Linked DNA regions of Mus musculus: all the other regions are linked to region 3. Evidence: chromatin loops called from intact Hi-C (ENCODE). Cell type or tissue: left cerebral cortex. All regions are shown on one strand.

The links. A loop is a pair of places that touch in the nucleus more often than their neighbours do. Peaks named below come from ENCODE experiments on the same cell type or tissue, not always from the same donor. Only the 100,000 strongest peaks of a DNase experiment are listed, where the experiment ranks them.
Region 1: a loop joins it to region 3, with 2.9 times the contacts of the local background. A loop is called at or near these places in 4 of 42 quality-filtered maps.
Region 2: it touches region 3 in a loop (4-fold over the local background); 4 of 42 quality-filtered maps call a loop at or near these places.
Region 4: a loop joins it to region 3, with 5 times the contacts of the local background. A loop is called at or near these places in 32 of 42 quality-filtered maps.
Region 5: a loop joins it to region 3, with 3 times the contacts of the local background. A loop is called at or near these places in 5 of 42 quality-filtered maps.
Region 6: it touches region 3 in a loop (2.3-fold over the local background); 2 of 42 quality-filtered maps call a loop at or near these places.
Region 7: a loop joins it to region 3, with 3 times the contacts of the local background. A loop is called at or near these places in 3 of 42 quality-filtered maps.

What each region holds. Positions count from the first base shown.
Region 1 is chr19:37,206,397-37,210,396 of GRCm38, reverse strand. Cpeb3 (cytoplasmic polyadenylation element binding protein 3) reads left to right here and starts at 2,926. Exons shown (of 11, transcript NM_001290827.1): 1 at 2,926-3,102. It overlaps Marchf5 (membrane associated ring-CH-type finger 5), which reads right to left and starts at 2,852. Exons shown (of 6, transcript NM_027314.3): 1 at 2,493-2,852. The coding sequence starts at 2,527. In left cerebral cortex, CTCF peaks have their summits at 463 (motif pointing right), 1,764 (motif pointing right), 2,747 and 2,979; DNase peaks (open chromatin) are centred at 2,079, 2,872, 3,427, 3,596 and 2 more places; H3K4me3 peaks cover 2,741 bases; H3K27ac peaks cover 2,382 bases.
Region 2 is chr19:36,813,695-36,817,694 of GRCm38, reverse strand. No RefSeq gene overlaps it. Among named protein-coding and RNA genes, the nearest start is that of Tnks2, 19 kb to the left of the region's middle. In left cerebral cortex, a CTCF peak has its summit at 1,559 (motif pointing left); a DNase peak (open chromatin) is centred at 1,568; H3K4me3 peaks cover 263 bases.
Region 3 is chr19:37,263,930-37,267,929 of GRCm38, reverse strand. 4931408D14Rik (RIKEN cDNA 4931408D14 gene) reads left to right here and starts at 3,835. Exons shown (of 3, transcript NR_040299.1): 1 at 3,835-4,000. In left cerebral cortex, CTCF peaks have their summits at 571 (motif pointing left) and 1,951; DNase peaks (open chromatin) are centred at 1,980, 2,361 and 3,268; H3K27ac peaks cover 1,165 bases.
Region 4 is chr19:37,048,921-37,052,920 of GRCm38, reverse strand. The region is part of intron 9 of Cpeb3 (cytoplasmic polyadenylation element binding protein 3); the gene reads left to right. Among named protein-coding and RNA genes, the nearest start is that of A330032B11Rik, 120 kb to the left of the region's middle. In left cerebral cortex, a CTCF peak has its summit at 2,042 (motif pointing left); a DNase peak (open chromatin) is centred at 2,043.
Region 5 is chr19:37,213,356-37,217,355 of GRCm38, reverse strand. It overlaps Marchf5 (membrane associated ring-CH-type finger 5), which reads right to left. Exons shown (of 6, transcript NM_027314.3): 3 at 43-173. Among named protein-coding and RNA genes, the nearest start is that of Marchf5, 7.8 kb to the right of the region's middle. In left cerebral cortex, no CTCF peak of the experiment used is centred here; no DNase peak of the experiment used is centred here.
Region 6 is chr19:36,832,120-36,836,119 of GRCm38, reverse strand. Tnks2 (tankyrase, TRF1-interacting ankyrin-related ADP-ribose polymerase 2) reads right to left here and starts at 1,888. Exons shown (of 27, transcript NM_001163635.1): 1 at 1,384-1,888. The coding sequence starts at 1,582. In left cerebral cortex, no CTCF peak of the experiment used is centred here; DNase peaks (open chromatin) are centred at 798, 1,090 and 1,925; H3K4me3 peaks cover 2,803 bases; H3K27ac peaks cover 2,089 bases.
Region 7 is chr19:36,924,048-36,928,047 of GRCm38, reverse strand. Btaf1 (B-TFIID TATA-box binding protein associated factor 1) reads right to left here and starts at 1,969. Exons shown (of 38, transcript NM_001080706.1): 1 at 1,647-1,969. The coding sequence starts at 1,660. In left cerebral cortex, CTCF peaks have their summits at 1,811 and 2,044; DNase peaks (open chromatin) are centred at 1,251, 1,657 and 1,964; H3K4me3 peaks cover 2,834 bases; H3K27ac peaks cover 1,565 bases.

The DNA of each region.
Region 1 (4,000 bases), 58 kb after region 3:
GCACAGTTTCAAGTATCTTCTGCTTATTAAGACCTCTTGAACTTAGAAAAACAAAGTGCTAGTGTTTTCATATATAGTTCCCCTACCCTTCAGGCCAGGATTACAAACATTCTAGGCAGAATGTTCTGAGCCATATTCTCAGACCATTCAATTTTCAACTGAGGAAACCAATTTTTAAAAAGCCGACTCCGTTTTCTTAATGGTAAAGGATAGCTATAGGAAGAAAAAGGACATCACAACAATTTCTTTCCAAGTTCAAGAGGTCCTTTTTTTTTTAAAGATTTATTTATTTATTTAATGTATGTGCTTACACTATAGCTATACAGATGGTTGTGAGCCTTCATGTGGTTGTTGGGAATTGAATTTTTAGGATCTCTGCTTGCTCTGGTCGGCCCCACTTGCTTCGGACCAAAGATTTAGTATTATACATAAGTACACAGTAGCTGACCTCAGACACACCAGTAGAGGGCGTAAGTAGACAAGTAGGGCTACATATACCAGAATCATTATCAGTGTTAAAGTAAGGAATGGGAATGTGGTTCAGTTGTACCAGTGTTTATCTAGCATGCATGGCACTGGATAAACAGAGTATGGCAGAGGCAGGAACAGTTGGATGGGGGCAGAAAGAATGTAAGAGTTGTGAGACGAGGAGCGCTGTGCATTTGGTCTTCTGGCCTTGTGCTTACACACCTACCGTACCTGTGGTTATCTGTGTAAGATCTACACACTATTGCATCAGGGATAGAGGAGGGACTCAAAACTCCAGGCCTACCCTGAACTTTGGATACTGCTACTAGAGGAGGAGGGAGTAAATTTAGTGTTGTGCTAATAACACGCCCATGCTCTTGTAAATAACCTGGACCCATGCTTATGCAAACAATCCTAATTAAATTTAATGGAACACACACACACACACACACACGCACACACACACACAGAAACGAGGGGGTGATGGGACTCGGAATGGGAAAGGACTTGGGAAGAAAACGGTAGGTAGAGGATGGAGGTGAGCTAGGGTGATGGGAGAGGAAACGACTAAGTTATGTACATTCTAAAAAGGATAGCCAGAATTCCCAAGTTTCTGTAAATGTTTCATGAGCACTCACTGGCTTTTATGAAAACCTCTGAAGAATACATGAAAAGCCAAGACAACATCTAGACAGAAGAATTTTTCTAAGTGTCGTCACGGAAAAGTGAAAGTGGGATGTCATCAGAGCAAATGATTAACTACGCAATACAAGGATTGCGTCTCATATAACTGGAATCGATGTGGCAGGCAGTAATCTCTCTGGGCATACTTAGTATGACACATCTAGTCAAGTATGATAAATTATAATGAAAGGAAAACTTGAGAAGTGACCAGACTTCTAGACAACTGGAGAAACGGACAAGTTCATTAGTTGTAGCAGAATAGCTGCTAAGTACCAGAGATTTAGGCTAAATCCTGTCATAAAATATGAGGGTGTAACTTCTTGCCTTCCCTGATGGATCTTTGATGCCCACCTCCCAGCCCCAGTAGTTAATGGCTATAACCTCAATCAAGAGAGGGCCTTCATTTAATAAGTTTCAAAGCTGAATCTTAAGTGCATTGAGAGCATCACCTGCTGAAGTGGGTGGCCAGTTAGTCTATTTAGAGTTGCAAGCAACCTCAAACATTATGAATTAGATCGACCAATTGGTCAGAACAGCAAGCAGCTGCCTTGGTGAAAAGGTGGATTTAATTTAGTTTCCAAAAACTCACTGGCTGGAATTTAAACGGCAGAGGGCAGTGCTGTAGACTTTCTCAAAGAGTTTTAGTGGCTGGAGACCCCAGGAATGGGCAACTGGTCCCAGTACAAGCCCAAACGTGTCTGGGAACTTAGCGATCGTCAAGTGTGCTACGTGTTCAATGTTGCATGCTTGTGGCTGTTTTCCATAACCTCTACTCTAGTGTGACCGACCGTTAAGGCTCCCTTGTGGATATTCTGACCTTACGGTTTGGGGGTAGGGATGGGATTGGGGGAGGGTGGTGGGGGAGTTGGAAAGAGAAACGAAACCCAGGCTTTAAAAGAAGGAATGCCTATCCTTGCATTGTGAAAGTGCAAGGGACCAGTCTCCAGAATGACAATCGGGTACTTCCCAGTGGCGTCGCTGTCAACCCCTTTACTACATTGTCCGGGGAGGAGGGGGAGAAATAGAAACTAATACTATGGGTTAACAATAGCGCCTCTTCACCTCAAAAAACAAAACAAAACAACAACCAAAAAAAAAAAACCCAAACAGGCTGGCGGCCAAAGTAGACCTCCCTCCTTTAACTAAGTTTCAAAGTCTACGACCCTGACCTCTCGCCCGCTCTTCTCCCCAGTGCCACCTCCAAACTCAGAGCCCTTTTCCCGGCCTCCGGGCCGTGGAACTCTCGGCGGACGCCAGGATCCCCGCTCTCGGGGCCTCGAGGCCAGCATGGGCAGGCCCAGGACGAAGGCCGGCAGTTCCCGGCCCCACGTTGCTCCTACCTGTCCAGCATCTGTTGAAGGGCTTGGTCCGGCATCTTCCGCGGAGCCGGCGAGCTCGGCCCTCGCCCGCAGCCCCGCTCAGGGCCAGGCCCCGGGACAATAGCACTGAGAGGCGGCGGAGTAGGCCTCAGTCCCGCGGCGGCCGCGGACCCGCCACACAGCCTCCCGGCGTGGCTCCCAGAGGCCCGCGGTGGCGCTGCGCGGCCGGCGGGCGACCGCAGAGGGCGGCGGGGAGTGAGGAGGAGGAGCCTGGGGCCGGGAGGCGGCGGTCGCGGCCCGGGTTCCTGCCGGTCCGCCCAGGGTTCCGGTCCATGGACCGCCGGGGCGCCGAGCTGCTGCCGGCGGAGGAGCTACCTCTGTGAGGTAAGAGTCGCCGCCTCCGTGCGCGCCGGGGTCACGACGCAGGGGCGGCTCGGAGCAGCCTGGGAGATGTAGTCCTCGGACCGTCCCCGCTAGAGGCTGCACAGCCCGCCGGGACCCCCGCCGCCGTGCCCGCCGCCGCCGGGCCGGCGCCCTCCCGTTTCCTTCCTCCAGGGGGAAAAAAAAATGTCCTTCGGGCCGCTGTCCGGGAAGCGGCAGCATGTGGCGCTCCGCTGTCAGTAGCAACAAGGTCAGCGCCCCTTCTCCGCGTCTTGTCCCCTCAGCTCTCGCGCTCAGGTGGGACAGAGCCAGGTGAGGGGTGGCGGCGTGGAGGGCCAGTTTCTGGGCCGGGTCAAGTACGCCGGGCCGCGGCGGCGCGAGGCCGGGCGCTCGGGTCAGCCTCGGCCGCGTCAGAGCCCATCTTCGGGGAGGGACAAGTGGCTTAGTGCGGGGCTGCTCTGGAGGGGCGTGTGGGTAACCCGACTGTTCGCACCGGCGCCTCTGTGTGTGTGTTGGGGACATAGGAGAGCATGGGGGGTGGGACGCGAGCAACCACTTTGCCTGTCCAGGAACCTTCTCGGTTCTGGTGCTGTCGCCCAGCCTTCGAGGGCTTGCGGGCAGCCTCCAAAGGGGACACGCTGCTGAATAAACAGCCCTTGCTTGCTCAGCTGTGGGTTGTCAGGAGTGTTTGTTTCTTTCCGCAGCTGGTCACCGTTAACCATTCCTAAGGCTCCTTGACACTTCTAAGCAGGTGGATCCCGGCCGAGGGATCAAAAAGGGAAGAAGTGACAAATCACGCCTCTGTCTTCTCTGACGCCGGAAGGGATAGCTTTGGAGGGGGGAAACGAGCTGTTGTTGACTTAAACCGATGCGTAATTTGGACGACCTGTGGCATTGTTTAGCGCTGTGATTGGTGGGATGTTTTGCTAGTTTTCCGTTGGTTGTGCCTACGGTTTTTTGGTTTTTTGTTTTTTTTTTTTAAACTTCTACAAAACGTTTGCTATTTCTTTAAATGAAAATGTTTCTTTAAATTTGAGCCTGGAGTGGTTTCTCAGGCCTATAATTCCAGACTTGGAAGACTGAGACAGAAGGATTACCTGGTCTGTATAATGAATTCCAGAGTAGCCTAGGCTAAATAAATAAATAAA
Region 2 (4,000 bases), 450 kb after region 3:
CTTTGTCCACTTCCTGGATGTTGTGAATATTGCAGTTGTAAACACGGTGTGCAAGTATGTTGTGGACTTCCAGTCCTTTGGGAATCTGTCCAAGAGTGGATAGATTAGATACGTCACATTTCTTTCGTTAAAAATTTTTATTTATGTATGTATATATTTATGTATTTATTTATTTTATGTATATGAGTACACTGTAGCTGTCTTCAGGCACACCAGAAGAAGCCATCAGATCCCATTACAGATGGTTGTGAGTCACCATGTAGTTGCCAGGAATTGAACTCAGGACCTCTGGAAGAGCAGACAGTGCTCTTAACTGCTGAGCCATCTCTTCAACCTTCTCTTTAAAACTTTTAAAGAATTATTTTAAATTATGTTCTCATTTTATTCATTCACTTATTTTGTGTGTGTGCATGTGTGTATATACCACGTGTATGTGTGTGCCCACAGAGACTTCACGTGTATGTGTGTGCCCACAGAGACTTGAAGAAGGTGCGAGATTCCCCGGAGCTGGGGTTATAGGCAGTTGGGGGGCCTCCTGACATGGGTACCAGAGCAACAAGCAGTCTTTAATTGCTGAGCCATTTCTCCAACCCCTTCAGCCCCCACTTTACATTTCTTTATGAAAAATTTCAGGGGACTGGAAAGATGGTTTGGCAGTGGAGGGAACTTGTTGACTTAGGTTTGGTTCCCAGTATCCATGTACTTTATAAGGTGATTCATATCCTTTCCTGACCTCCATGGGTACCAGACATGCATGTGGGCACATATGTACTTGCACAAAAAATACTTCTATACATTAAATAAACAAATCTAAAACAGAAAGAAAAAAGAAAGATGGATTGATTTCAGGGGCTGGAGAGACAGTTTTTTTTTTTTTTTTTTTCGAGACAGGGTTTCTCTGTGTAGCCCTTAGCCCTGGCTGTCTTGGAACTTACTTTGTAGACCAGGCTGGCCTCAAACTCAGAAATCCGCCTGCCTCTGCTTCCAGAGTGCTGGGATTAAAGGCGTGCCCGGCTGAGAGGGCTCAACAGTTAAGAGCACTTTATGTTCTTGCCAAGGACCCAGATTCAGTTCCCTACACCTTTGTCAGGCAGCTTATAACTGCCAGTAATGCCAGCTCCAGGGGTCTGACACTCTCTTATAGCCTCCAAGGGCACCCACGTGTGCATGGAGCATGTAGGCACACACAGACAAATACACAAATACATACATCCACACACAATACACACACAGATACAAATACATACATACACGTACATACACAAACACACACATACACAAACATATACACACACATCAATTAAAAAGTACATTTACAAATAGTTTCAATTTCAAACAAAACATCTCTTTTCTATTTTTTTTTTCTTTCCTATTTTGAGGGCACATTTAAACATATTTCCTTTTCCACCCAGTGTGAAGGCGTAAAAGAGAAGCACAGGTTGATACTTGCGTGAGAACGTCTATTAAACCACTGCGCATACGCCTACCTCTATAAAATGTAAGGTTTCAAATTACCAGAAGCCAGCATAGCGCTGACACTTCTTGGTGAAGACAGCCACCTAGTGGAAATAGGTCTACAAATATTTCAGGATCAGCAAATAAAAAATTTGAATGCTCAGCCCAAGCGCAAACTGCGATGCTGATTTAAGGCTGTTAAAGAAAATGGCTGGGCTGGGTATGGTGGCCTGTATAAAACTCTATATAGCACTCGGGAGGCAGAGGAAGGACGTCTCTGTGAATTCAGGGCCGGCCTGGCCTGTATAGTGAATGGTAGGCCAGACAGCTACACCTTGTCCGAACAAAACAAAAAAAAAAAAAACAATGAAAAGAAGGACTTGGGGATGTAGCTCAGCAGAAAAGTGGTCGCCTAGCACGTGCGAGACCTTCGGTTCAGTCTCTAGTACTAAATAATATAAGCCCCGACCCCCAAAGCAGTAAACAAAAGCCCCCAAACCCAGACAACAAAACAAAATCCACATTCAGATACTGCTTATCTTATGTCTGGATCTGAAAGTGGTGAGAGGAACTGGGGACTGGGGAGGGGCGAGGTGGGGCGGGGCGGGTAGAGTCTGGTACGGTGATCGGTGATCGAGTCCCGGTCGGTGCAGGGCGAGTTGGGGTGGTGCGGTGCGGTGTGGTGCGGGCATTGGCCTTTATTCCCCGTTTCAGGGAGTAGAGAGAGAGCCTTTAGATTAGAGAACAGCAAACGCAAGCGTTGCTTTGAGTCTGCACTGAGGTAGATGGGTTTTCCGAGCAGCTTGTTTACATTGCAGTGGTAGTGGTTGAACCCATGGTGTTCTAGGCCAGTGGTTCTCAACCTTCCTAATGCGGTGACCCTTTAATGCGGTTCTTCATGCCGTGGTGACTCCAACCATAACATTATTTCCATTGCTACTTCATAACTGTAGTTTGGCTATTGTTATGAATCATGATGTGTTTTCTGATGGTCTTTGGTGACCCCTGTGAGAGAGCGATTTGACTCCCAAGGGGTTGCGACCCACAGGTTGAGAACTGCTGTTTTAGGCGGCTGCCACTAACGTTTAGCTGCTGAGGTTCTCTTTCAATCACTGGGTTTTAGAATGCATGAACTTCAACTTTACACTTAAAACTTTATTAGCAGTTTAATAACAAAGGCTACTAAAATGATAAATAATATGACAGTCGGTTTGGTTATGAGTGCTTGAGCTAGGTCAGATTTTATATGCAGTTTTAAAAATTTTCTTTTTAAGCCAGGCATGGTGGAGCACGCCTTTGATCCCAGCACTTGGAGGCAGAGGCAGGTGGATTTCTGGGTTCGAGGCCAGCCTGGTCTACAGAGTGAGTTCCAGGACAGCTAGGGCTATACAGAGAAACCCTGTCTCGAAAAAACAAAAACAAAAAAGATTTCTTTCTAAATTAGAACTAATTCACAATTATGGGTCGTCAGAAATGGGGCGGCGGTGGGGGGGGGGCTGCAGCTTTTAGTGGTAGAACCCTCACCTTGAATTTACAAAATCCTGGGTTTTGTTCCTAAAAAAATGAAAGGGGCACACGTTTTGATAAGCTTTAATAGTTTGGGGCTTTTGGCTTGAATGTGAATCCAGAAATTTAGGAGAGATTCGCCCCTGGGCAGCACATCCTGCTCTGTCAGGGCAGATGGTGACACTCCAAACATCTGGCTGTGTGTAGCTCTAAGAAAGAATTTTGATGTTATGCTACAGAGTTTGATTGCATTTTTAATTTATTAGTATTCTTTTTTTAATATTTTTTATTAGGTATTTAGCTCATTTACATTTCCAATGCTATCCCAAAAGTCCCCCATACCCTCCCACCCACTCCCCTACCCACCCACTCCCACTTTTTGGCCCTGGCGTTCCCCTGTACTGGGGCATATAAAGTTTGCAAGTCCAATGAGCCTCTCTTTCCAGTGATGACTGACTAGGCCATCTTTTGATACATATGCAGCTAGAGTCAAGAGCTCTGGGGTACTGGTTAGTTCATAATGTTGTTCCACCTATAGGGTTGCAGATCCCTTTAGCTCCTTGGGTACTTTCTCTAGCTCCTCCATTGGGAGCCCTGTGATCTATCCAATAGCTGACTGTGAGCATCCACTTCTGTGTTTGCTAGGCCCCGTTTATTAGTATTCTTATTATGATCACGTATAATGTGCTCATTATGGCTTATGCAATTCGGCCTACTTGTTGAGCCTGAGGGTAACTTTGAAGAGGCCTTCTGCCTTTGCAAGGGTCCCTGAGCCTGAACTCCGGACAGCAGGCCTACAAGACAAGCGTGTCCCCAATGAAGGAAGCACCTCAGCAGCCTTGGTCACAGGGTTAAAATATACCTCCTGTACTGCGCATTTCTTTCTTGACAGAATGAAGCATTTATCTCTTGAAAATTTATATAATCATTTGCATCACCTGTCAATGAAAAAAAAAAAAAAACCTTTTGGCCTATAGGAAAGGATAGAATAGAAGGTGGGACATCCGGGAGACAAAGAATTCTGGGATAGAGCCAGGCA
Region 3 (4,000 bases):
AGCAAGACTCTGGTTTGTTTAAAAGCAGATGGAGTTGGTGTGGTGATTTAGGCCCAACATAGGTAGAGACAGGGAGACCTCTGAGTTTGAGGCCAACCTGTCTACATAGGAAATTCCTAACTAGCCAGGACTATTCAGTGAGGCTAGACCCTTTCTCTAAAAGGGTGGGGACAAGATGAGATATAGACTTGCTTATGAGGGCTGACCTGGAATTCAGGCTGCCCTCCTGACCCTCTCCCCTCCACCTTTCTGGTACTCAGATTATAGTCCTGTGCTACCATGTGGCCAAGAAGTATGTTCCAAAAAAAAGTTTGCGTTCACTTATTTGGGGTCCTCAGTGGTTAGCATACACTTAAAGTTCTCATGGATGTGTCTTTGAGAAGTCTGTATGCGTTTGAGATGAGAAATACAAGTCTTAAGAGTTTGTCCCTGGGCTGGAGAGATGGCTCAGTGGTTAAGAGCACTGACTGCTCTTCCAGAGGTCCTGAGAGTTCAATTCCCAGCAACCACGTGGTGACTTCATAACCATCTGTAATGGGATTCGGTGCCCTCTTCTGGTGTGTCTGAGGACAGCGACAGTGTACTTACATAAACTTAAAAAAAAAATTGTCCCCAACTAGGTCTGGCCGTGCATGCCTATGATCCCAACACTGGGGAATCAGAAACATGAGCTCCAAGGGTATGGATATGTAGCACACTGCTTCATGGAGGCTGGGGGGAGGCGCTGGCATCTATTCCAACTGTGAGACCATCATCTCGGCATCTCTGCTGTAGAACACTGATCAATTGGGAAGTTATTTTTTTTTTACTTTAATATTTTAAAATGATGTGTGTGTTCATGGGAGTGTCAGAGTCTTCTGGTGTCACTCCTCAGGTGCTTTGCACCTTGTGTTATAAAACAGCATCCTTCATTGCCCTGGGGTCCGCTGGCCAGCTAAGCCGTACCACTCCTGGCTTTAAAAAAATAAAAATAAAAAGTGTGTGAGTGTTTTGAGGTGGAGGGGGGCGGGTGAGAGGTGCCCGTGCCACACCACCAATGTGGAGGGCAGGATAATAAGCGGGTGGTTCTCTTTCTACCAAGTGGACCTCAGGGAATGAGCACAGGTCCTTGGACTTGGCAGCAAGTGAGTTACTAGCTGTACCATCTTCCATCTTGCCAGCCTTTTTTAAAAGACAGGGTCACACTGTTTATTCTAGGCTAGCCTTGAACTCACACAGATTTGCTTTGTCTCTGCCTCCGAAGTGCTGGGATTAAAGGAGTCTGCCACCATGCCCACCTTTTTCTTTGAGGGTTTTTTGTTGTTGTTTGGGTTTTTTTTTTTTTTTAGATTATTTTCTTTATTCACATTTCAAATGTTATCCCCTTTCATTGTTTCCCCTCCGAAAATCCCCTATCCCCTTCCTCCACCCCCTGCTCCCCAACCCACAGACTCCTGCTTCCTGGCTCTGGCATTCCCCTATACTGGGGCATAGAACCTTCACAGGACCAAGGGCCTCTCCTCCCATTGATGACTGACTAGGCCATCCTCTGTTACATATGCAGCTGGAGCCATGAGTCCCACCGTGTGTTTTCTTTGGTTGGTGGTTTAGTCCCAGGGATAGCTGTGAGCATCCACTTCTGTATATGTCAGGCGCTGGCAGAGCCTCTCAGGAGACAGCTATATCAGGCTCCTGTCAGCAAGCTCGTGTTGGCATCCACAATAGTGTCTGAGTTTGGTGGTTGTATATGGGATGGATCCCCAGGTGGGACAGTCTCTGGATGGCCTATCCTTCAGTCTCTGTAACTCCTTCCACGGGTTTTTTGTTCCACCTTCTAAGAAGAATCGAAGTATCCACACTTTGATCTGTATGATAAGAACTTCGTTGAGTTTTATTTAGATCATATTCTGATGCTATTCTAGCCATTCTGATTGAACTAGCCTGCGGAAGGGTGCTGCTGACAGTGCAAAGCCAGTCCTGACCACGAGGCGGAGACAAAGCACTTCTCAGTGAGACTGTTCCACACAAAACCTGATGTCACCGCCAACTCCCATTTATGTAATATAGAAATCAGCAAAAAATGTGACAAGAGCCAGGCGTGCACACCTGTAATCCCAGAACTTAGGAGGTTGAGACAGGAGGATGGCAAGTTTTAGGCTTAGCTGGGGCTACACAGCTAGACCCTGTCCAAAAAGAAGGTAGGTGAGATTATTCTTGGTCCTGTTGTTTCCCCTCCAAAGAATTCTTGTCATCATTGGAGAAAACGCCAGGAACTGATTTTAAAACTAATTTGGAAAAATTAGTACTACAAATGTATCTTATTCACCTAATTACATCGCTTGTATCTACAGATATTTTTCATCATTTTTCTTCCTAAGTGCCAAGGCTGCAGGCACCTACACTGGCCACTGTTTTCTTACATGTGCTATTCAGTGTTGCAGATCTGCCCCACCCCAACTCTGTTTTTGTTGTATCACACACACATTTGAATACATTATATTTTCATTCAGTTTAAAATATTCAGGTTTCGGGCTGGTGAGATGGCTCAGTGGGTAAGAGCACCCAACTGTTCTTCCGAAGGTCCAGAGTTCAAATCCCAGCAACCACATGGTGGCTCACAGCCATCTGTAACAAGATCTGACGCCCTCTTCTGGAGTGTCTGAAGACAGCTACAGTGTACTTACATATAATAAATAAATAAATCTTAAAAAAAAAATATTCAGGTTTCTCTTGAGACATCTTTGACCTATGTGACATTTAGAAATAAATTCATTTTGGTTTGTTTTGGGTGGTGATGTGCCTTTTGTTTTTTGCAATTCTAAGATGGTAAGCCTAGTCTAGTATGACCTTGGACTTTGTGGACTCAAAAAAAAAAAAAATCCTCCTACCTCTGCTGGCAAGTATTTGGGTCTAACAGCATGTGTCACCAGTTTAGAAATATAGCGTGCATTTGTCAAATATTTAGAGGTTTCCCGGCAATGTTTCCACTATTCTTAGTTTAATTTCACTCAACTCCAAGATCATGCATTTGTTTGCTTCCAGATAGTGGCTTGCTAGAGGCCAAGCTTCTAGCTCACAGTCCTGAGTGCTGGGATGAGAGGTGAGTGTTATCATGCCAGATGCCGACGCCTATTTTCTAGGGCTTTTGTTTTTAAGCTTGTTTAAGTGTGGTTTTCAGTCTGGAATGTAACCTCAGCGAATATTTTATCTGAATTTGAGAGTGATGTTCACCCATACTTGTCGGATGAGTGTTCTTCAAATGTCAACAGATCCAGATGACTAACGGCACCGGCTAGGACTGGCTAGGTTCCACTTGGCTTTGTGCATTTTCTCTCTGATAGGTCGATTACTGTCTGGTGCGTTGCTGGAGTATTGAGCGCTAATGGATTGAGCCTTTTTTGTGTTTTTGTTAAATGGTTTTCTGTTCCCTTGGCTATTTTGACTCCCTGCTGTTCAGCTTGATCATATTAATGACTGTAGGTCTTTTTGGACAATAGACTGCGTTTGTTTTGTGTGGTGCTCCTTTTTGCCCCTGGTCGTTTTCCTTGCACCAGCTGGCTCTGTGCCTGGAAGCTCGGAGCTTGCTCTCTTTGAGTCCTATCCCTGAAGTCGCCCATCCTCTGGGAGGCAGACAGACATCTTCAGCCTCTGAGGCTGATTTACAAACAAGAGTTGGATCCACAGAACAGCAGCCCGGAACTAGGGGCAAGGGTCACATGTCCAGTCAGAAAGAACGCCCTCCTTCACCCAAATTGCTCAAAACTGTTGTTGGCTCTTCTTCAAAACTCTTGATGTTTGGCAATACCGTGTGCACTTTGACCATAGCGTCCAGTGCCTTGTTGAGCAGTTTTCAGTAGACTTTCGCTTTGCACAAACATCTTCTCTGAGTGATCCAACACCTCCTGCAGCTCTGGCAAACTCTGGGTCAGCCCGGAGTCCCTCGAAGCTGGAGCTGAGGTCAGAGAAGCCCAGGACAGCCACGAAGCTGTGGGTCCTCGCGCCTAACAACCACGGTTAAGGA
Region 4 (4,000 bases), 220 kb after region 3:
CCTCACTGGGAACAAGGAGGCTGAAACATGACGCAGCCTTTTGATCTGAGTTAGATGGGTGTTTGCACAAAGAGGTGACGTGAACAGGTGGGTGCCAAGAAGCACTCGCATCCCTTGTGACTGTCGCTGTGCGAGGCTGGAGAAGGACAGGAACCCTCACTGATATCTTTCACTGCACATGGATTTTACAGTTGGACAGTCACTGCTGTACACTGCAGTGACTACAATGCAGTGGAAGTTGTTTTAAGGTTTGACCCCTGCACTCTTTCTACATGAGAATCTTTAAAAGTCCTGAAACTGGACATGGAGACACACACCTGGAACCCTAATCAGAAGACGGTGGGCCTCCAGAGTTCCAGGCCAACTTGTCTCAGTGAAGCTGTCTAAAAACAATGCCCCACAATCATAAAAAGTACCACTAGCTTTTAACTAGTCAGGCCTTGTCTTTAAGTCACTAGAAGCGCAGCTTATAAGCTACATTGTACCCAGTGTTAAATATCAGCAGGATGCTGCAAGCTCTAGGATCAGGCAAGAATGACATCTCTGCAATCCCTGTGTTTGGAAGAAGGCAGGAGGAGCAAGAGCTCAGTATTATCCTTAGCTGCATAGTAAGCTCAAACAAGCCTTCTCGGAGTGCAGGGCGGGGGAAGTATTTTAAAAAGAATTATATCCAGGTATCTAATCAGAAATAAGATTTGTGTTCTTTGCCTAGAGAATATACCTATAATTAGGATTGAATTTCTTTTCTTTTTTCTTGGATTTCTTTTCTTTTTTAAGTTAGCTATTTTTGTCTTAATTGGTTTGTTTTGGTGGCTATATAACAGAGATCTAGTCACTCGGTCTTCTGGAAGTGTCCCTCAGCACACTTGACAGTACTTCTAGAGGGCAGCTGGTAGCTAGGTGGATAGGAAGCCCACTGTTTAATAGATAAGCCAGGGTGTGCCATCCTGAACTGAGTGAGTATCTCACTGTTGTGTTAAACAGGAAATTTTATATAGGAAACCAAAGTTTTCAGAGCAGAACACAAGAGACATATTGACAGTCGAAGACTGAGTCATATATATTCTTTAAGATTTTGAAATTTGGTCTTGAAATATTGGACTTTTTAAAAGGTTTGTTGTTTGTTTATTTGTTTATTGTGCCTGCCAGAGTTTTTGAGCAGCACATGCTCACGGGTGCCTGTGGGGGCCGAGGGCCGAGCTGGAGGCACAGGTGCTTCAGTCATGTGACATGGATGCTGGGAAAGCAGACCCGGGTCCTCTGCACAAGCAGTCAGTGCTCCTAACCCCAAGCCACTCTCCAGGCGATGAGTGCTTTCTTTACAAAGTATTCTAAAGTCCTTCCCTGGGCCTCACTCAGTAGGTCAGGCTTTGGCTGTTGGGATAAATTTCACTTTATCCTTGGCCGAAACCTGTCCTTTAACACGTCAGAGTGATTGGAATGCCCCACCTACACTATTCCTTTAGCTCCTTTGAGGTTCTTGTTTGCTTTACTTTTGACATTGTGAGATAGGGACTGTGATCACTGATCGGTTTCCTAAAGTTAGCCTGTATCCATCCTAATAGAAAGTCCTCTAAGAAGCAAGTACTGTCCTGAATGGGCTGAGGGTATCCATCTAATTAAATATTCCTACTCTTTGACAAAATCTTTTTATCTTTTTAAAATTTTATTTATTTTTTAATTTATTTATTTATTTTGAGACAGTTCTTACTCTGGTGACTGTGTGTCACCAAACTCATAATCCTCCTGCCAGGTGTGAACCGTCATACCCAGGTCAGGTTGGTAAGGGAAGTCACAGGCCTATCGAAACTAACCTGAGCATGGAGAAACCCAATGAAGAGCATATCTGGATGAGATTTCTCATCCATCAGTTGTAGGTAGAGGTCAGTGCACATCACTCTCATCTCTTGCCCCCTTTCTATTACTCCTATGAGTAACAGCAGCAAGCTAAGAGTGACTGCTCCAAATCTGGTGTTTCTTAGATCTGGATGCCTTTCACCTTGAGGGGGAAGAAAGCTGTAGGTAGATCCATCCTGCCCCCATGTGGCTAAAGTTTGCATATTCTTTAGAGTCTACAAAAGAACTAAGCAGTTTGCTTTTCTGCTGGCTACAGAGACAACCATATGCTGACCTTTGGCCATGTGATAGGAGTAACATCTTTTCCTGAATGCCCATTCAGGAAAAGCCCTACGGCATTAGGACATCTCATCTCCAGTACACACACGCCTGCACACCTCTTCACTCAGACAGTAAGTCAGTGTCAGGCTGAGGGTTGTGAAGGGACCAAGTGGAGGAGACTGAACCATCTCGCTCCCCAATGCTCTCGACTTCATTCGCATGTGCGCTTCTTTCATTCCGTCTTCTTGATTTAGGTGTCTGATTTGGGGACCACTAAAGTAACTAAGCTTTGGAATCTCTTCTTTCAAACCATGCTCTTCACTTGATGACTTCTTCCAGCATTGATCAGACTTGGCCTTGCAGAGCGGCGGCGTCTGGAGAGGCTGCTGCCTTGAGCTCCAAGAGCCTTTTATGGTGTCTCTATTACGGCGTCTCTATTATGGCTTCTTTGTTCTTCGTTGACTATTGCTCTGACCATTCTCCCCTTTCCTTTCTTTTTCACCCTGCTAATAGTCCATGGCAGATCTTGAAGTTTTCTTCTCCCTACCCCCAATGCCGTATGATGGCTTCTATGTCCAGATAAATGCTGGAGAGAGTCTACATCTCAATGTGTCTCACGTTCATGTGGTGCAGACATTCTGCACAAATGTTCTGGCAGTTCACCTGAGCTGGGGATGGCATCGCATTCTGACTTGTCACCATATCCCTTTCTGTTCTGTGAGGTGGTAGATGACCAAAAGTGCTGAATATCAAGTTTCTCAGCAGTAGACGTTTCTCATCCAGTCCCAAGTTCAGTCTGAAGTGACCAAATAAACTCCAGGTTTGAAGTGCTTGTAAAGCCAAGGACTTTGTAATGCTGGTATGTGTTCCACCTCTTCTTCCCAAACAAACCTTTTGTCTACAGATCCTGTCAGACATTGTCATATCCACTACAGACTGAGCCAGCAGAAAGCCAAAGTTAGGCTAGGATGAACTGATGTTTATAGAGCAGAGAGGAAGCCAGCTTAATTCAAAGCAAAGATTTACAAGCAGGGAGGAAACAAAACGAAGCAGTCAGGTGTCACTGTGTTCTCAGCTGTGTGCTTGGAGCCGGCTCATTCACCATTCACATTTATGATGACCTTGAGAGGCTATAAGCAGTAGACTTGGCATTTTAGAAAGTAGGAGCCATTATTCAAGTAGCGTGTCAAGTCTTTCTTGTTTCTGTGCTTCAGCTCCAGGCTTTCTGTGCTGATGAAAACTGTTTTATCCAGGGAAGATCTGGGAGGGCGGCTAGTTAAAGGAGCAATTTGGCACCAGTTTGATTTAGTGAAATTAAAGTTCCCTTTCTGACTGAGTGCTTCAATGCCATCCATCTAAAAATGTTTTGGGGTTCATCTGACAGAGTAAAGGTCTGAACATGCCTCCTCTTGACCCCTCGTGAACTAGCATAAAGATTATGGGAAGCCCAGAATGTTCATGCTCCTTCCTTCCAGAAGCCAGGATTGCCTTGTCGTCCTGAGGGGCTTCATGCCTTGTTCCTGCCCGTTTTATGTGTTATCTCCAAAGAGAAAAAGTGGACTTCCGGGTCACGGGGATCCTCATTCCTCTGCCGCCCTACTTGGTTCTCGGTGTTCCAGTCTTAGACACTGCCCTTCAGGCTGGCTTTGAACAGCAACTAAACACGAGGAACAGAACCCCAAGGCAGATGGGAGTGGGGAGAATCAGCAAGACTTCCTTTCTGGTGAACTAAAGGTTTTTTCTTATCTCTAAAGAATCAGGAGCCGATCCAGGGAACCATGATGGGTTCAGATTCAACTTCAGAAGTATAGTCACCACAAAATGGAGTTCATGAGAACTGTATGCTTCCCACAGCTACATTACTCTTGCTTCCCTCTCTGGT
Region 5 (4,000 bases), 51 kb after region 3:
CTTCACATCAAAAGTAGTGTCACTGAATAGAGAATGGTGAACCTGCATCACTGTCACTGCTCCATAAGTCACGGCTGTCCAATAGATAGATCCAACCATTATTCCTGCTGCAGCAAAAGGGCAAGCTTTTGAGATCAGTCTATCTGCAAGATCCAAGACATAAACCACTGGACCTACAATATAAAGAGAAAAGTTTCAACATAAGGTAGGGCTTTAAAATGACTTCAATATTTTCTATAGCTAAAACATTTGTATGAAGTTAGATGATCTAAAATTAGTTGTTAAACAACAGGTACTTTTAGACTTCTTTAGTCATAGGTGTGTGTGTGCATGTATGTTTGTGTGTGTGTGTTGGGCCTTCTGAAACTGGAATTACATATGTGCCACCACGCCTGGCTTCTAACAAGCTTTAAAAAAAAATTATGGCCGGGCAGTGGTGGCGCACGCCTTTAATCCCAGCACTTGGGAGGCAGAGGCAGGCGGATTTCTGAGTTTGAGGCCAGCCTGGTCTACAGAGTGAGTTCCAGGACAGCCAGGGCTACACAGAGAAACCCTGTCTCAAAAAAACTAAACCAAACCAAACCAACAAACAAAATTATGATGCCAGTATTTATAATATTTCAACAGCTACATGTGCCAATTCTCAATTAAATGCTTACTATTTTTGGAGGTATTTTACTTGCAATTAAGTCCAATTTAATTTAGCTCTGGAATTTTCCAGAGAAGAAAAAGTGTCTTAGATTTGTTCAAAATAAAACCAAGGAACTGAACATCTGCATTTAACCAGATGTATATGTAACTTGTTGGCTAAGGTACTGTATTTACTGAATAACTTTATACACAAACTGTTACTTTAGACATTTTCTTAGAAATGTATGAACTCTCTATCACTTGCTTTCTTGGGGCCTTCAATCTAAACAATGCTAGAAACAAAAGCAGTTACCATCATTGTACAAAGAAACTAGCATAGTAATTTGATGATGGAATAACTAAACATACAAGGGGAAAAAAATGTATCCGTTGAAGCCCCTGATCAAAACTCCCTACTGGCTTCTAGAGCCAGCCACTGTAAACAGAGAGATGGCACTGAAGTAAAGATAGCATGAGGAGAGACGCTGAAGGCCTTCTGGTTCCAATGTTGCTACTCATCATTTGCAAGCTATAACTTAACATTTAAAATAATAAAGTATTGGGGAGGGAGGCAGTGAGCAGGTAAAGTTAATAATTTAGTATAACTAAATTAAAAAACCTGAAAAACCAAACCAACCCTCCCCCCAAAACCCAATAAGGTATCTTTGGGGGCCAAAGAGATAGAGTAAGCTTAATTTAGTGCTTTCTAACTTTATAACCTCTACCAGCATTTGTCTTGCAGGACACCAAGTGCCATGCTATCGGTACTGTATGTATCATCTAATCTCAATCTACAGCTAGATTTATCACTTCCTCAGAAGACACAACAAATTTCATCTTAGTGAGCTTTTTAAGATCCCGATGACGGCACTGGAAGCTAGAAACCATGGTTATATAATAAAAGCTCCGATTTTGAATTTTGTTATGAACCACAAGATCTAAAGTTCCTCCTCTGCACAGCTCCACGATCAACAGTGCACATCTCAAAACCCAGTCACTCACTTGTAAAGCACACTTATCTCCTCCTCACTAACTCAGGTCAGCGCTCCAGTTGTTCTCTTCCCATTCTCCTCCACCATTCCCATCCTGCACAGCTTATTTCTCTCAGACAAACATGATAGAAATGTTATTACACTGTTTGGGGTAGGCAGTGCTCCAAGGAGGGCAGGGGACACTTGAGGAGCTGGGCTTCTCCCGTTACCAGGTGGTCCAAGGATGGGCAGGCTGGGGCAAACGTCCTTATCTGCTGAATTTTTTCACCAACCCCCTTAAAGTCTTTAGAGATAAGATCTTACTGAGTAGATCAGACTGCCCTTGAACTCACAAAGGTTGGCCTGCGTTACCTGCCCAGTGCTGGGACTAAAGGCTTCAGCCTACTAAAACCTTTTGATCCTTTTTGTCCTACTATTCCCTTTCCTTGCTTCCTCTGAGTAAAGTATTTGAATAATTATCTAATTTTTCCATGAATCTATTCCACCCAAGCTATTCCTTGGTATCACTGACAACCTCCACTTATCTAAATTCAGTGGTCTAATCTCAGTCCCATTTATTTATACTATCAGCTACATATGACATATTTTCTTTCTGACATATGGTTGGGTTTTTCTCTATCCAGAACATTTCATTACTCAATTTTCAGTTTCCTTTGCTGATTCTGTCTTTACTTCAATAAAGTTCCCTCTGACAATTCCTACCACACCATACTTTCTTCTTCGTGGTATTTCTGTTTTTCCTAAAGCAGTTTCATGGCAGAACATACTTTCCTTATCTATTTTCAGTATTAGAACAATGGTTGGAGAACCACTGGCCCTTGGCCAAATCCAACAGCTATTTTTGTAACTAATGTTTTACTGAAAAATGGCCAGCCGCAGAGTTTAAAACTATATTTACAGAAGAGACCTGCTTTGAAACAGACTCAAAAAGGGAAAGGTCTGATTTACTTACTGATATATTTCAAATTCTTATTATCCCCAAGTATTTGTTTAACTGAATTCTCTCTTAAGGTATGTATATAGTAAATGAAACTATTGGTAGTTCAGTGATATAATTTATATAAGTCATATGTATTTGGGTGAAAAGAATTCTTAAAAGGCAGGCCACAATTACTTTTATTTATTAGACTATGGACAATAGCCTAGATGTCTGAATTGTTTTTCTGATAAACTATAGAAAATATGCTAAACTTTCCTGATTAATTATCTGGTGTGAATTTTTAAATTTTACAAAATCCCCAAATCCTTATACTTTCTTTTGGAAATTTTGTGACTATCCCTTGGGTTATAGGTAAAACACATGTCTAGAAAAATTAAGGAATGGGCTGATTTACTTAGATCTAGATATTTCCTGACATAATTCTTGTCTTGTCTTTTATCTTAATTTTATTTCACCCAAATCTTTCATTACTCCTGAGAGACCAGTCTAAGATTAGTATTAATATTTGGAAGGAAGAAATAAATACTTAGTATCAAACATACCATTATGATAAAATGGTAGCCAGAGGAGATATTTCTACGAACAAAAGATTATCTAAGGCAAGTATTTTGTTAAAAAATTTTTTTCCGAAATCCTCTGAATGGTAAATCCCCAATTCTGTGTGCTAATCAGGAACTTGGTGAAGTTGTCTCATGACCAGGGGATGGGGGTAGGGGATTATAATTTTAGGAAAAATAGCACCAGGTTACAACACAAAGAGCTTTGGAGTGTTGGAGGCCCTTAAAAACTCCTGTCCTAATCGGAAAGAGAAAGCATGAATAAATGCTCAGTACCAGTTACCTAAGGACACAAAGGTTCAGGACTTTAGACATGACGTGTTAGCATTCAGCACTGACTGATGATTAAACTCAGGATCCCACGCATGGCAAGCATGTGTTCTGCCACTAAACGACACCCCTGCTCCCCACTCCACGTCATTCAATTTTCAATGGCTCGGTGGGTCCGGCACTTTCAACAGTACATCCATTACATGATGGATGGCAACCGAAGCTTTGAATCAACACCAACTTTTAGAAATCTAATAATTTAAAGGGTACTAGAAAAGCTTTTTTTTTTTTTAAATTATAAAGAAGCTTATTGTGAATTCTCTTAAATAACAAAGATTCTTACAAAGACAGAAACATCCTAATATCCTAGGTAAATTTAAGTTTTTGCATTTCAAATTTAAGTGACAAAAATCAAACCAAAAATTTTAGGTAAACATATTAGGCTACTCAAAAAGGAGTAATCAGTTTTGCGTCACGACATTACAAACATAACTTTGCTACAGGCAGTGATTTGGATTCAGCGGAGCTGGGTGTGGCTCCACGAACCTTCAAACCTTGCACTTCCATCCAAAGGCTCAGGCTGAATGATTTTAAAGGTTATTTATTTATGT
Region 6 (4,000 bases), 430 kb after region 3:
TAAATTCTTGAAAGGTGGCAACTAAGATCGACCTTGGCTATTTTTATCAAGCGTACATAATCTAAGTAACATTACCCCTTTGGATTATCTAGCACTTGGTTGTGACCATTTGCCAAATAGGTTGGCTAAATGGTCAAGCAAGACAATTCAAACTAGCTGAAGCAAGGCAACACTGCTAACAGAGATTTGGCTTCATGCTCTCACTTCTCAGTGCCCACAGGCAAATTTCTCTTCTGCCCAATTGTGGTTTTCCCAAACTTTTCCCTTGCTCCCAAACCGGCAATCAATTAAGGAGGCATGATTTCTGACAGTACATACATTTTAAAATAGGGACAGGTCAAAGCAAACAGACCTACAATTGGAAGAACTGTAAAATCAATGCCTGTAAACAAACAAACAATAAATCTTTTTTTATACTCTTTTGTCTACCATTTTTGCCCCTAAGGAACACAAGAAACTAAAATTTTTTTTTAAATATAAAGAACTGCTAAACAATTCTGATGCACACTGTATCAAATGTTACCAGGCTAAGAGGATCTTATTTGATTATGAGGTTAAAAAGTTACAAACTGTCCTTAACATGAATAATCATTAAGTTGGTTCCCATCCCTGGCCTTTTCAAATAAATACCTCAACAAGCAAACTTCAACACGCTGGTACCACAAAGAGAACCCAGTAGTTAAAAGTAACTCCAAACTATCTACAATAAATCTCAGGATGACTCAAAATCCTAGATCCAAGCTCAAGTGCGTGTCCTATCTTGTCTCTCAGCTCACTTTCCATCCCGACTTGTGCGGGAGTAAGGCAGAGGCCACCCACACACAACCTAAGTAGATCTCAGGTCTCCCAAACATGCCCATTTCCGGTTTTAGTCTCTCCAGAAACCTAATCCAATTAACTCTAATGAGCCAATAGCTAATAAAATAACTCCTAAATTAAAATTTCAGTTTATGACGGCCGCTAGAACTTAAGGGGTTACTAAGAGTGTCGATGAAACTTGCAAACATGGGTCCATTTTTTGGAGATAATTACTCTTTCAAATCACAAGGTCTACTAAGCCTTTCTTGTGTGCAGAGGCCCTCCGGGGTAATAAGACCGGAAGTCGGGGCAGGTATTGTTGATACAGTAAAACAAAACAAAGCTTCCCCCCTCCCAGCACACAAACAAACAAACAAACAAACAAAAAACCCCATAACCTCAAAAACAACTTCCCGAGAGCACGCTCACCCCACCCTCATCACGAGCCCCGAGAGAGGAGGGCGGGCGGCCAGGGTGAGAGTCCTGGGGAAAGGTCGGAGACAGGGCAGCGCCGCGCGGCTTGCGGCCTGCAAGCCCGAGCCTGCAGGTGGGGCGTGCGGGAGGCGCCGCGGGGCCCGCGTTTACCTGCGGCGAAGTGGAGCGGGGTGGACTTCCTGCCCGCCGTGTCGCGGCTGTTCACCTTCTCGGGCGTCACCAGCCTCTTGACTCGCTCCACGTCCCCGTTGCGGCAAGCCTCGAACAGCTCGCGGGCGGACGGCTCCACGGCCTCGGCCCCGGCGCTCGCGCAGGCCGCGCCCCCGCCGGCGCAGCGGCGGCCAGACATGATCCGGGCCGCCGCCGCCGCCGCCAGCAGCAGCGCCAGCAAAGGCAGCAGGAGCCCGGGCCCCGCGAGCAGGAGGGCGAGGCCCCCCGCAGGAGACGCGCTCAGGGCCCGGGCCGCTCCGCTCCCCGCTGTCACCAGAGTCGGCACGGTCCCATGGCCGCGTCGCCGCGCGCCCCCGGCTCGGCTCCGTGAGCCCCGGCTGCCCCACCGCGGTGGAGGCAGCGCGAACCCGCTCGCCGAGCCCCGAAGCGACGCGACGGCGGAAGCGGCCGAGACCACTCCTGCCAGCTCGGTCGGGTCCTGGGAGCGCGCGTGACGTCGGCTCGCGCGTGCGCAGTGGCTGCTCTCCGGCCGGGCCAGTTTGGGCAAGCGGGGCCGCGCGGAGGGGTTTGTGGGAAATGTGCAGGGAGAGCCTTTGGCTGCGGAAAGAGAAGGGGCTTCGGCCCACCGCCATCTTTACAGAGCCTCTGCTAAAAACGAGAGGTCTTGCTGCCTTTTCTTTTATTAAAGCCTACACTTCTCGAGACGAGTTTCATTGCTCAGACACCGAAGACGAATCTTGGGAAGTTTTGTTCTGATTATGCATTTTCTTGTGCAAGTTTTAGCGTGAAAATCTCTGCAGTGTTGCTTCCGTACCTTCCCCCTGGGAGATTTCTCACCCCTTCCCCCTCCTGCCTTCTTTACAGTGTCTCTTCCCTTAACTCTCCGCATCTGCTTTTGTTTTTCTTATAAGCGTTTTCTCAGAAATGAATCCGTTACGCTTACTGAGAAGTTTGGATGAGCGGCCCCCAGATAAATCAAGAAAGCGAAGAAAGTTCATCTCAATTCTAAAGCAACAATTGGGGGGTGGGGTGGCTGTGATTAGCTCCGCTTCCCATAGTAAATTATTAGCTCAGCGCTGACGAGGATCTATACATAAATCAGCATTGCACCGGATGTGGTCGAGGTGCTGATACAAAGCATACACATCAAAGTTTTCCGAAGTTTCTCTCTCTCTCTCTCTGATCAAAGAATACAAGTGCACAATTCATTTTCGTGTTTATTGTGTTTTATTAAAAAAAAAAAAACAACAACAACAAGGATGTGTTTTGTAGAGCCAGGTCTGGTAAGGTGGGAAGGATTCCTGGGCAGGCCCATGCTGAAACATCCCTTTCTTACCCCTGAGGTACCAGCCATACGGGTGTAGTGTAGAATCGAGTTTATTTAGGGCATGGGAAGGGGAGTAGAGAAGAGAGTAGAGGCAGAGAAGGACAGAGGAAGAGAGAAAAAGAAGAGAGGCCGGCCAGGAACACGTGGAGAGAGACGGGGGAGGGGGGATGGGAGAGAGGGAGAAAGGGGTTAGGAGAAGAGTCTGAGAGAGAAGGGGGACAAACAGCCAGGCCTACCTGGCTGTTGCCAGGTAACTGTTGGGCGGAGCCTGGAAAGAATGTTAGCTGTGTTTAAGGTAGTAGTGACATCTTGTTTCAGGAACCCGAAAGAAAGGAATACAGAGATTTTGCTTGCAAGAAAGTGCTGACTTTTGGCACGCTGACAAGCATTTCCCCTGTGAATTACTTAACCTGTTTTTCAGGAAATCCAGTTTTTGTTAGGGAGCGTTGACTCACTTCTGTGGGAGAAAAGCAGGGACACTTCTTGAGCATTTTAGTAAATGTACCTTCTTATATGTTTATTCCATTATGTTCTTAGACTACTTAGTGTAAATTTAAATTGATCCCTATTACTAAATAACTATTCATGAATATACCTAAGGATTAGAACCTTACTACTATGATTGTCTCATTTTTCTTCATTTCATCGACTTGCCAAATATATTCCCAATTTTTATAATTTTTTATTTAGTGATTTCTGCTTATGTATTTCCTCCCAATATGTGTATCTAAACAACATCATACAGCATCACTTACTCACTGATCTATCTCCTCAACCCTAACTGTTTTTGTTTTTTTCTTTTTTTCTTTTTCGAGACAGGGTTTCTCTGTGTAGCCCTGGCTGTCCTGGAACTCACTCTGTAGACCAGGCTGGCCTTGAACTCAGAAATCTGTCTGCCTCTGCCTCCCAAGTGCTGGGATTAAAGGCGTACAACACCACAGCCCAGCCTAACTTGTTTTTAAAACACTTGATTACTAGAGAAATGAAGTTAACAAAGAAACCATATTAGGATGGCTGTTCTAAAAGCAAACAAACAGCAAACAACAAATGTTGGTGAGATGGACAAATTAGAATCGTTTTGGCACTCTTAATGTGATCATAAAATGTGTATTATTACAGGAAACACTTGGTAGTTCCTTACAAAACTAAACATTGGGACTGGAGAGATGGTCTAGTGGTTCAGGGCACTGTTTTACTTAGGACCTGAGTTCAATTCCCAGCAGCTACAAGGTGGTGCACAATCATATAGCACCAATCCTGGTATCTGTG
Region 7 (4,000 bases), 340 kb after region 3:
TATAAAATGTGGCTGGCTTTAATTATGGCAGTGAGTTTTAAAAAAAAAAAAAAAAAAACAGGAACAACAAACAGCAGTTCTCTTTGAAAGCAGATCATGAGGACCAAAAGCCTTTAAAGCCCACTCTTTCTTTCAAAAGTTGGATCTATAGATTAGTGCTAAGCGAAAAAGATCAATTTTTTTAAAGCACTATCATTTTGCCTCTATAACGCTTTCCAACATTGTACAAATATAAACCTACTTCACGAAAGGAAGTACTAATTCCCTTAAATTAAAAAACCCTGAGAAGGCCAGGTAACACCACATCTCTAATCCCAGAACCAAAGCTCCTTCTGAGTTCGAGGCTAGCCTGGGCTACATGAGCCCCTTGTCTCAAAGAAGAAAGAGAAGACAGAAAAGAGACTTTAAATCTCATGCTCATGTACCAACATATTTCTGGTGTATATATTTATGCATTTACATGGAAGATAAATTATAAGATAAATCTATCTGTACTTGCAGAAATAAATGCCACTTGTATTCTCTTAAAGCAGTTTCATAGGTGCTGAAATAAGAGTCTTTCTCCCACTAAGTCTGCTTATGAAATAAAAATTAGCTGTCCCTACTACCAGTACCTAGCAACTCCCTTCACTCAGCTCCCATGGGATTCTCCCACACACTATTTCATCAGTTACCTAGGGAGTGTGTGACTTGGGTTACTCCTTCCTTATAAGAGTGTGCATAAAGGAATGTGTTCAACTAATTTCGAAAAATTAGTGAAAGCTGTTTATTTTCGTCATTTATCTCCCTCAGTCCATTTGGTGAAAGGACTCAATTCTCATTATCTCATCATCCCTAAAGGACTTTGGTAACTCTTAATGACTAAACACGGAGAGACCATCCCGACGACTTAAACGTCAGCGGGACACCAAAATCATTTCCAAGTTTTCAACTCATTCTATCATCAGAAGCTACACAAGTTAAATGTTTATACGTCTTTCCATAATTTTCCCAGACTCTTCCACGTGGGCAAAATTTTACAATAATTTAAGATCTGTGATAACGCTTGGGGAAAGATGCTAAAATAGTCATCTGCTTAAGACCACACGCTGATTGACAGAATACTTACTGCTTAACAAAAAGGAGGAATTAGACCTCAAGAAAAAAGTGAGCAAGACTATACCCGTTACGCTGTAAATTTTTTTTAAAATTTAGCATAACCAGATGGTCTCTTAGATAACAGTGTTTCAACCCCCGCCTCCATCGACAGTTACTACCAAGTTTTGCCGTGAAATGGTGGTTTGGGAACAGACTTTGATACTACGAAAGAAAAAGAAAAGAAACTCGCCTAGAAATTCAAAGAGGGAAGAGAAACCAAAGAGGAGCAACGTGGTGAAGAAAAAAGAAAAAAGGAAAAAAGAAAAAAAAAAAAAAGCCAGATCGAACGCGCCGAGTCACATTTAACCAGGAGAAAAAGCGCTTCGTGAGCCGACTTCTCCGGGTAACCCGAGCCCAAAGCGCCTGCCAGCCGAGGGAAGCCTCGGAAGTCTGGGCGAGCGAACGAGAAGCAGCGCTCACGCCCCGCACCGTCGCGCCGGGAGCCGACCGACAGCCTCGCCCGCCCGCCCGCGCGCGCTCCCCGTTAGCTGACGGGCGGCGACACCCACCTGGAGACCGCCATGGCCGGCGCCGGCGGTTCGGAACTCTCAGGGAGCTACACGCCGCGCCGCTCCGGCGTTCGTTTCCCGAGCAGAGCGGCGCAGGCCCAGGCCGCCGGGCGCAGGGCGGCAGGCGGCGCGGCGTGGAGCGGCCCGCACGGGCCTTCCGGCATGTGCCGGCCACCGGAGCTCGTCTCCGCAGCGACCAGGGTCCCACACACGGGCGGAGGCGGCGCCGCTCTGACCCGCACCACTTCAAACCGGGTGCCCCCAGCCCCGCTCTCTGCTGACGCAGACGCCGGCACGCCGGACTTAGCGTCTGCACGCCGGAAGTGACGTCACCGGCACGTTTTCCCCCCCCCCCCATCCCCACTCCCTGCCGGCGAGCGGAATGTAGCAGCGCCCCGCGGCAGTGGGAGCGGGTTGGCAGCGTGGATCGGGAGCCCGGCTCCCAGTCTTTAAGATTAATGGGAGAAACGGAAAGAGGTCTTGATCTTCCAGAGAGCGATAAAGATCACCTAGCTAAAGTTCCGAAAGTTCCAAACCTCGGTCTCTAAGTGCTCTCTCCATCCTGACCCTACTACCCAGCTAGGCGGCTTCCAAACAGGAACAAACTGGAGAAAGGAGACTCCGGCCCAGGTCGCGATGCTGTGGGCGGGATGAAGTCAAGAAGGAAACACTGCCGAGGGCTGGCTAGGGTGGTGCAGGCCTATAATCCTAGCACCTGGGAGGCTGAGGCAGCAGATTGTGAAATTGGGGGTCAGTCTGGGCTACAAAGCAATCTCCGGGCCAAGAATTTGCAGTGTGGTTCCGCGAGGAAGAGGGTGGGAGGAGGCTCAAGTGTGTGTTTACTATTATTTACCATTAAGTTCTGCATAAATGGTGAAGGGACTGCTAATGATTTTGCCTAGGCCTATCACCCTTCTTCCCGTCTTTTCCTCCTTCCGTCCCTCCACTGCCAAACACTCCTCTGTAAACTACCATAGCCTTAGAATTTGTTTTTAATGCCAGTAGTCAAACTAGTATTTCTCTAGTTTCGGCAAGCCCAGTTTATAGGCCACTGACAGATTAATCATCAAAAGCACCTGTCCTGTCGCCCTTCCTTATAAAACATGCCCACTAGCTTCTTGTTACCTATTTAGAAGTTATGTCTCAGGCTTTGAGTCTGCTTGTCATCTGTATGATGAGAAGCACTGTAAAAGGTTGTGGAAGGTGGGGAGGGATGTCATGAACCCAGGAAAGTTCACAAGAACTTGGTGAACTGTAAAATAGATCTGTATAGGAAAAGATGAACTAAGTACTTGCTAAAGTATTGCACAGGTGACTAACATTACCCCTTACATTACAAGGCAAAGCTATAAAGTAGTGTGATGTTTTTCCACGGTGGGGCTAGAAGCCCAGGATTTGGGTTCTATACGAAGTATAGAAGAGTGTTTTGAGCAAGAGAAATGATCTAGTTTACATTTTCTATATGTTTTCCCTAGTATCAAAAAATATAGGTCCAGGGCTGGAGAGATGGCTCAACAGTTAAGAATGCTGGCTGTTCTTCCAGAGGTCCTGAGTTCAATTCCCAGCAACTACATGGTGGCTCACAACCATTTGTAATGGGATCTGATGCTCTCTTCTGGTGTGTCTGAGGAGAGGGACAGTGTACTCATATAAATAAAACTATATATATGTATATATATATATATATATATACACATATATACACACACACATATATATGTATGTATACACACACACACACACATATATATATATATACATATATATATAGTCTAAAGCTTTGAAGAGAGGAAAGGCCTATTGTTATCAACTTGGTTTTTTTCCCCAAAGGCAATAGATTTTTAAAAAATGTGTATGTGTGTAGCTTCTGCCTACAGAGGCCAGGGGGCCAGAGACTATCTAAAATTCCTGGAGCTGAAGTTACAGGTGGTTGGAGCTTCCTGAGAGAATTGAACTCAGGCACTCTGGACCAGTCATGTGCTCTTAACTACTGACTTTGATTTCATTTTGTGTTGGTTTGGTTTTTGTTTTTTAAAGACAGAATTACTCTGTGTAGCCCTGCCTGTCCTGGCACTCCCTCTGTAGACCAACCTGGCCCTGACCTCCTGCCTCTGCCTCGTGTGTGCTGGATTTAAAAGTGTGGTGTGCCACCACCACCACCACCACCCTGGCTGAACTGGCTCATTTTTAAGTCCTTTCTCATAACACATAACAACTATGTGTCCAAAGAACTTTTATAATATCACTAAGTTTCATTTCTACATCTGGGAAGTGAAGAAAATAATGGTGCTGATGGAGTTGGTAGGGACTAGATGGGAACACACAGCACTGAACCAAATGACTGCCGAATAAGC